2 separate regions of the Homo sapiens genome follow, and region 1 is linked to region 2. Evidence: read pairs that join two places in POLR2A ChIA-PET (ENCODE). Cell type or tissue: OCI-LY7. All regions are shown on one strand. Each heading gives the region's core, and the rest is flanking DNA. Links, peaks and the distances in the headings are about the cores only.

Evidence for each region. Peaks named below come from ENCODE experiments on the same cell type or tissue, not always from the same donor. Only the 100,000 strongest peaks of a DNase experiment are listed, where the experiment ranks them.
Region 1: POLR2A ChIA-PET joins it to region 2 with 5 read pairs; 4 of 35 experiments call an interaction of 5 or more read pairs at or near these places.

The regions. Positions count from the first base shown.
Region 1 is chr14:91,409,625-91,414,018 of GRCh38, reverse strand. All of the region lies in intron 2 of CCDC88C (coiled-coil domain containing 88C), which reads left to right. Among named protein-coding and RNA genes, the nearest start is that of CCDC88C, 6.0 kb to the left of the region's middle. RefSeq lists enhancers at 3,032-3,111, 3,683-3,812. In OCI-LY7, for the core only: no CTCF peak of the experiment used is centred there; DNase peaks (open chromatin) are centred at 268, 864 and 2,608; H3K4me3 peaks cover 3,658 bases; H3K27ac peaks cover 3,484 bases.
Region 2 is chr14:91,502,300-91,506,688 of GRCh38, reverse strand. All of the region lies in intron 1 of PPP4R3A (protein phosphatase 4 regulatory subunit 3A), which reads left to right. Among named protein-coding and RNA genes, the nearest start is that of PPP4R3A, 5.8 kb to the left of the region's middle. In OCI-LY7, for the core only: no CTCF peak of the experiment used is centred there; no DNase peak of the experiment used is centred there; H3K4me3 peaks cover 829 bases.

The DNA of each region.
Region 1 (4,394 bases), core at 197-4,196, 93 kb after region 2:
TTAAGCCTCTGTTTTCACTTCTACCAAATGGCAACATGTCACTAGCCAGCAGGTAAGGGGTAAGGCTGTTCTGCCTCATCTCCCATACCAGTAGCTCCTAGACTGTGCTATTTGCCTGTTTTGATTCCTTCACCCCAAGTTTGTAGGACCTGAAGAAATCGCGTTGAGCAGTACTGCTAACAGAGCTCAGATAAGAGGCTGTTACCTAACACCTGGGAGCCTTGTGGAGGTTGGCTGGGGGTCACGTGACTGCACCTGGCCATTGTCTCCGGCAACCGGAGAAGGCTGTTAGTAGTCTCTCGGCCCTGGTCTCCTGGTGACATCAGCACCTGGAAGCAGGGAAGCCCCACAGGTTCAGCTTTCTGGGGAGGCCCAGGGCTAGGAGAATTCATGAATGAAACTGAGGCTTTGAGTGGCCTGGATGGAGAGGCCTGGGAATGCCTGCTCAATAGCCCCTCTGTCAACACAGTGTCTTGGGTACCTACCAGCACCCAAGAGAAAACAAAGTTTGCTCTGGTTAACTTTGGACACGTTTTTCATTCTCTTGTAGGAAAATTATTTAAGAGCCTTAACCCTAGCATCAGGCAGACAAGTTCAAATCCCCACTCTGCCACTTCCTAGTGTTATTATGTTGGGCAAATGACTGAAACTCTCTAAGCCTTGATTTCCTGATCTGTAATAAGGGGATGGTATTTTACCAATTTGGGGGAGATTTAAATAAAACTATGTATATAGAACAAGCCTAACATATGTCTATCATTGTGCAGATGAGGCCCAGATCTGAGTTTGTGTGTGGACATACGTACGTGTACCCATGCCCTTAGTGCTGTACATCTCTACTTGTGAGAGTAAACCATCCGGTTTGACGCAGTGGCTAAAGTTGGAACTTGGTACTAGGGCTGAGAGCTTGTGCCCTTTAAGTTCAACCATATTTGTTCAGGCTGCTTGTGACCCCTGGTGCTAGCTGCAAAATTCAGGATACTGTGTTAATTATTCATAGGTTAGAAACATCCTCGGGGAAATAGGAGAGTTTCTTTACCTCCCAAAAAGCATTTGAAGGATAACTTTTACCCCAGTGCACTTGAAGGAGAGTTTATGTTTCCCTTTTGCAGATGTAGAAGCTTAGGATAAAAGGGGAAATTTTACTTGTTGGTTGAATGAATTTGTATTGGCGCAAAAATCTTGGGAAAAAACAATTTTTACCTATGAACTTAAGTAATTTCCATCTTTTGGCTGCAGTATATGACACATGGGGGCTTTGAGTCCTTAAAAATTATACAAACAGGCTGGGCACGGTGGCTCACGCCTGTAATGCCAGCACTTTGGGAGGCTGAGGTGGGCGGATCACAAGGTCAGGAGATCGAGACCATCCTGGCTAACACAGTGAAACCCCGTCTCTACTAAAAATACAAAAAAATTAGCCAGGCGTGGTGGCGGGCGCCTGTAGTCCCAGCTACTGAGGAGGCTGAGGCGGGAGAATGGCATGAACCCGGGAGGCAGAGCTTGCAGTGAGCCAAGATTGTGCCACTGCACCCAGCCTGGGCAACAGAGCCAGACTCCATCTCAAAAAAAAAAAAAGAAAAAAATACACAAACTATGTTCATCTTAGGAGAATAGGAATATATACAGATGAGCAAAATAAAACTTGCCTGTGATTTTACCATGTGGAGGTAGCAATGTCAATATTCTAGTGCCTTCCGAATGTTATCTATGATATATATTAATACGTGTCCTTAATGTATTAATATTTTTATACAAATATGGACTCTTGCTATTGTTTTTTAGCATGGGTCCATATTTGTATAAAAATACATTAAACATATATAAAAACATTTAGCATGTTTTTTAACCTGTGATAAATTAGGGATATCTCTCTGTGTCAATACATAGTTTCTTGATTTAGCTTTAAATTTAGGAAGTTTTTGGAATATGACCAAAAGTTGGGGGCTGGCTTTCCCAAAGGAGGGGGGCAAGGTTACTGTAAGCCTAAATTATAACTCTTTTTAAAATTCTAGCAAGAATTGGTTATCTTTCTTCTTCCTTTTTTTTTTTTTTTGAGATGGAGTCTCACTCTGTTGCACAGGCTGGAGTGTAGTGGCTTGATCTCTGCTCATTGCAACCTCTGCCTCCCAGGTTCAGGTGATTCTCCTGCCTCAGCCTCCCGATTAGCTAGGATTACAGGCGCATGCCACCATGTCTGGCTAATTTTTGTATTTTTAGTGGAGACAGGGTTTCACCATGTTGGCCAGGCTGGTCTCGAACTCCTGACCTCAAGTGATCCTCTCACCTCGGCCTCCCAAAGTGCTGGGGTTACAGGCATGAGCCATCGTGCTTGGCCAGTTTCTTTTTTTCTAGTTGGAAGTTTTTATGAAAAGGAATCCCTGGGGGCCCACACTTTAGACTTGGAACTCTTGGAACTCTCCAAGTTCCGACCAGCTACCATATTTATGTCGTGTCCTCTGAGATCCTGATACTAGAGTGTTGGCCTTTTAAGTTTTAGGACTATCATATAAAGATGATTGTTGTTCTGAATGACAACTTTTGGGGAAGTGCAGTTGTTTAGCGGTTATAATAACATCTTCCTGTGGTACAGAAGCAAGTACAGTCCACGTTTGCTACTGCAGATGTAGGCTTCATGGAACCATATAGACTTTGAAGGCCGGAAGGATCCTGTAGCCATTTTGCAGATGAGAACACTGAAGCCCAGTGAGCTTTGGCTGGGCTTGGGACCTGGGCTAGAACCCATGTCTCTTGATTCCCATTTTGTACAGCATGGAAAGGTGGGAGTTACGGGGGTGCTGGGCAGAGTGGAGATTGAGATGTGCCTGCCTTAACTGTAGTTGAGGCTTTTGTTTTGATTAGTGTCCTGATAGCTCTCTACCCAGAGAGGCTTAGTTAAAGGAGGGAGTCGTAATAATCACGGTAAGTAGCTTAATTACTCATACAGTAAATGTCAGGGTTCTTTTAGAGTTGTTTCAGTGAGCTATTTCTTGCAAGAACTGGGGAGAACAATAGCAGGGATGGTCAGAGGCTTCTATGCTGTGATGTGAGGGGACTCCCAGGTTCCCGACCCTGAGTGTATGCTATGCCTTTGCACGTGCTGGAGATGTCCACGATGTATACTGAGGCTTTCGGCTCCTGGCCACTCCTGGGGTGGTCCCGTCTGACTTCAATGAAAGATGGGTCTACAATGACAAAGACCAAAGAAAGAAGAAACAAAACAGAAAAAGCGCTGCATGTTCTCTGAGTTCTGCTATTTTAAGAAGTGCATTTGTCACTGTGAAATTGATTTTCATCTTTTAAGGTATCTACAGTAAAGGGAGGGGAATTGTACCTTTAAGATAAATTACTTTATGCTGCCAGGAACACTTCTGTAGCTAAAAATGCCTTTGCAGTTTAAATTCTGAATGCCTCTTCTTTTCCTGAATTAATTTCCACAGAACTCTTAACCTTTATTTTCTCAGTTATGCATGACTCCAAGAGAAACATGTAACATGTAAATGACTTGGCCACACTCCATCACTGTACTTCCAGAAACATTTGAAACGTTTTCGATTTGTAGGGTTTTTTTTTCCTTTGTCAATTTTCTACTAATTATTGGCTTTGAATGAGCCAGATGGCATTGAGATTGATTTCCTTAACTCCCCACACTAACCCCCAAGAGGCTCAGCACCTTCATCACGGGGTCTGGATAACAGAAGAAACTGTGAAGACAGGCTCTCCTTTGAATTAGCCATCCTTTGCGGTGTCTTGGGACTGTCAGATGGAAGGGAGGCCTTTGTTATGAAAAGCAGCGCACAGTCTGTGGAAGGGTGGAAGCGAACTCAGTAATGCTGAGTGCTCTTGTCTAATGGGGAACGTTTTCTGACACTGAGCATTTTGAGAAATGTCCTGTATATAGATGAGGGAGGGACATGATACATCACTTGATGTAGATTTCTAGTTTCATCACAGCCAGACCCAACTTTTGCCTGAGGTTGGAAAATAAATGACACTTCGGGGATTCCCCACATGAATTAATTGTGTCTCTTAGCATTTCTTACAGGGTGCATTGTACACCATAGAGTGCCATAGATTGTTTATGCCAGTTTCTCAAGATAGGATTTTTGTCCCTGGAATTTGTAAATCACAGGGAGGACCAGCCCAAGACCAATTCGCATGACAGAGGGAGACCTGTGTTTAATGGAACATTATGATTTTATTGGCGAATTAAGTCAGAAAATGTACCATTTTGGCCTGGCACAGTGGCTCACACCTGTAATCCCGGCACTTTGGGAGGCCAAGGCGGGTGTCACTTGAGGTCAAGAGTTCGAGACCAGCCTGGCCAACATGGTGAAACCCTGTCTTTACTAAAAATACAAAAATTAGCTGGGCGTGGTGGCATGCACCTATAA
Region 2 (4,389 bases), core at 11-4,010:
GTCCTATCTGCTCTGGAGGCTGAGGTGGGAGGGTCACTTGAGCCTAGGAGGTGGAGGCTGCAGTGAGCTGTGATCATGCCACTGCACTGGGTGACAGAGGGAGACCCTGTCACACACAAACACACATACACACACACCATGGACTTAGAAAAAATTCCAGGATACTTGTGAAATACTGTCAGTAATCTTTAGTCGATGATTAACATTTCTTGTCACATCTAAATAGGGATAATAAGTCAAAATTTACTGACTACCTACTATGTGCCAAACTCTTTTAGCAGTTTACTTATATTGACTTACGTAATTCTTACAACAGTGTCTGATTTAGTGCTATTAACCATATTAAACTCCCATGTTACTGTCTACTTGCATTTGCTGCTTTATTAGCCTGAAGGTTTATTTCAAAGAAAATGAAAATTACTTTTAGCCTAAAGATATTTTCGGCCGGGCACAATGGCTCATGCCTGTAATCCCATCACTTAGGGAGGCCAAGGCGGGCAGATCACAAGGTCAGGAGATCGAGACCATCCTGGCTAATATGGTGAAACCCTGTCTCTACTAAAAACATACAAAAATGTAGCCAGGTGTGGTGGCGGGCGCCTGTAGTCCCAGCTGCTCAGGAGGCTGAGGCAGGAGAATGGTGTGAACACAGGAGGCGGAGCTTGCAGTGAGCCAAGATCAGCACCACTGCACTCCAGTCTGGGTGACAAAGCGAGACTCCGTCTCAAAAAAAAAAAAAATTTCAATTATAGTTTATCTACAAGCTTTACATGGATGTTTTTGTGTTGACTGCCAGTTGGGGTCAGCCATTATTGTGTGCTTGCTCCATTCTCCATCATAGGATAATTGATATTTTCTTTTTGTTGTCATGAGCAAAATGGAAAGTATTTCTGATTTTCCATAAATTGAGTCATTTGTCCAATAGAAACTTAAAATTATTGCGCTTTTCCATACTTGGGCTAGACCTAGTCATTATTGTGTTGAAGTTTTTCTTTTCTAAATTACTTGTAGCTTTTCCCCAAAAAAACTTTTGATTTTCAGATTATTTCTTTAGAACAAAATAAATATTTGATTCTTAACACTTTTCAAGTATTTATTGTCTGTAAAATTAAGTTTTTGTGATGTGTTAATCATCCACCTTAGAAATAGGCTATCAGCTAATTTGGTGGTCAGTGCTAGAGATAGTGTGATAGGGGCTTTTGCATACCTGTGAAATAAATGGTGTGTGTTTTTTTTTTTTTTTTAGGCAGAATCTCTGTCATCCTGGCTGGAGTGCAGTAGCATCATCTTGGCTCACTGCAACCTCCACCTTCCAGGTTCAAGGGATTCTCATGCTTCAAGCCTCAAGCCTGGGATTACAGGCGTCTGCCATCATGCATGGCTAATTTTTGTGTTTTTAGTAGGGACACGGTTTCACCATGTTGGCCAGGCTGGTCTTGAACTGCTGACATCAGGTGATCCGCCCTCCTCAGCCTCCCAAAGTGCTGGGATTACAGGCGTGAGCCACCACACCCGGCCGCGTTTCTTTTTTTTAATAAGTTCTCTCAGAAAGGATGACAACATGTCCAAAGTCATTCATCTATTAAGATGGTATGAGTTGGGATTCAAATTCAGGCAATTCATTTTAAACTGTACACACTACTTAGTAATGACAAAGCGTTTGGGAATTTTATAATGTATATAGTGTTAGCATGGGTATAGAAAGGCTGGGTAGTTTTAAAATTCTCTCATTATTGGGTCTATATTTGTGGACGGGGAAGCTATAATAATGCTATCTCAACTGTAGGCTCAGTTCTTGTTAGGGGAGCTTATATGCTCGTCTAAAAATCACAGAAGAGAATTTCTAAATGGAAGTACTTGTGGCCTTCATGTTACAGAGCAGATCTGTCATGGTAAGTACTGTATGCCTTCCCTTCCAAAACCGAGTAACTTGGCACTCAACCTACCTTGCTTTAGAGGAAAAGGGATGTCCCACTAAGCTTCTGGGCCCATTTCTTGGATTGCATCTTTATCCAGTAGGTTTCTGCTGGCAAAATAGGTTGTAAGAACACGTCCCTTTTGTTTTTTGTTTTCTTTTTTTTTTTTTGAGTCAGTGTTTCGCTCTTGTCACTTAGGCCGGAGTGCAATGGCACAATCTCGGCTCACTGCAACCTCCGCTTCCCGGGTTCAAGCGATTCTCCCGCCTCAGCCTTACGAGTAGCTGACATTACAGGTGCCTGCCACCACGCCTGGTGAATTTCTGTGTTTTTAGTAGAGACGAGGTTTCACCATGTTGGCCAGGCCGATCTCGAACTCCTGACCTCAGGTGAGCCACCGCACCCTGCTCTTTTTCTTTTCTTTTCTTTTCTTTTTTTTTTTTTTTTAATTTTTAAGAGCTCTGTTGCCCATGCTGTAGTGCAGTGGCAGGATCATAGCTCACTGTAACCTCAAACTTCTGGGCTCAGTTGATCTTCCCACCTAGCTGGGATTACAGGTGCACACCACTGTGCCTGGGTAATTAAAAAAAAATTTTTTTTTTCTTTTTTTTAAGAGATGGAAGGGGGTGGGTCTTACTTTGTCGCCCAGGCTGGTCTCGAACTCCTGGGCTCAGGCATGAGCCACCATGCCTGGTCCAATTTTTGAATTTTTTCAAAGGTTCTCACTGTATTGCCCAGAATGGTCTCGATCTCCAGATGTGAAGTGATCTTTCCCACTTGGCCGCCTAAAGTGCTGGGATTACACCGCACCTGGCCCATGCTTTTCTTTAAGGAAGATAGATTACCTTATTTCTCTCAGTTTTTATGATAGCCGTATACCTGCAAAGTTCCATCTTCCATTTCAGATTATTTTGTTTTTATTTTTAATTCTTTCAGTGTATGCTGTGTCTGTTAACTTGAAGTAAGGATAATAATTTCATACCTTGCTTATGCTCTCCCTTTGTGGTGAAATCATTATACTACTTTTCTTTCTTTTGTTTTTTCTTCAACTTTTATTTTAAATTCCCGGGTACGTGTGCAGGTTTGTTACATAGGTAAATGTGTGCCATGGTGGTTTGCTGCACAGATCAACCCATCACCTAGGTATTAAGCCCAGCATCCATTAGCTATTCTTCCTGATACTCTCTCTCCCTCTGCCCCTTTGTACTACTTTTCACCATTATGATTTTTACCATATCCACCTGCCAGTTTTACAGTTGATAAATGCAAGGCTGGGGAACAAAGTGAGACCCCCCATCTCTACAAAATAAAAATTTCTAAATTAGCCATGTGTGGTGTTAAACACCTGTAGTCCCGGCTGCTTGGGGCTGAGGCAGGAGGATTGCTTGAGCCCAGAGGTCGAGGCTACAGTGAGCTGTGACTGAGCCACTACTCCAGCCTGGCTGATGAAGCAAGACCCTGTCTCAGAAAAAAAAAAAATGTAGCTCGGGCACAGTGGCCCACATCTGTAATCCTAGCACTTTGGGAAGCCAAGGTGGGGGAGGATTGCTCAAGGCCAGAAGTTCGATACCTGCCTGGGCAACATAGCAAGACCCTGTCTCCACAAAAAGTTTAGAAAATTAGCTGGGCATGTGGCACATACTTGTAGTCTTAGCTACTCAGGAGGCTGAAGCCAGAGAATTGCTTGAGCCCAGGAGTTTGAGGCTGCCATGAACTTTGGTCATGCTACTGCACTCCAGCCTGGGTGACAGAATGAGACCCTATTTCTAAAAACAAAAAATTTAAAAAAGAAAGAAATGTAAGGGAGTTGGAATTCCTCCACACACTGAAGAGTGTCTTTGGCCATAATCATATTTGTGCTCCTTATTACGAAGTACTTGCCAAGGCATCCAGAATAGTGTGCTTACATTGAGTTTTTACCTTGAATTTTATAAAGTATTCTTTACATTTCAAAATAGTTTTATCTGTTCTCTGACTCATATCTTAGAGTTAAACAGGTTAAATTCTCACTGTTACTTGAGGCATGAAGAAAATGAGACATGGAGAAATGTTTTTGTTCAAGGCAGCACTGCTAGCGAATGGTAAAACTGGGATTCTGTGCTGTTTCTGCCTCTTGATAGAACTCCATGTTCATTGTAGGTGGGTCTGCCTCTATCCCTACTGTGATTAGAAAAGGAGGTCAGAACACTTAGGGTGGAAAAGCTTTTGGGGGTAAGAGCTGTGAGAGAAATGAACAGATCAGTCAGTAGTATAGAATCTTGTATATGCCAAGCATTCTGTATATTTATCAAGAAGAGCTCAGTGTCGGTACAAGGGGAAGTATTTCACTTTGAAAAGTTTGTTTATTTAGAGACAAGGTCTTGCTGTCACCCAGGCTGGAGTGCAGTGCCACGATCATAGCTCACTGCAGCCTCAAACTCTTAGGCTCAAGTAATCCTCCTACCTTAGCCTCCCAAGTAGCTGGGACTGTAGA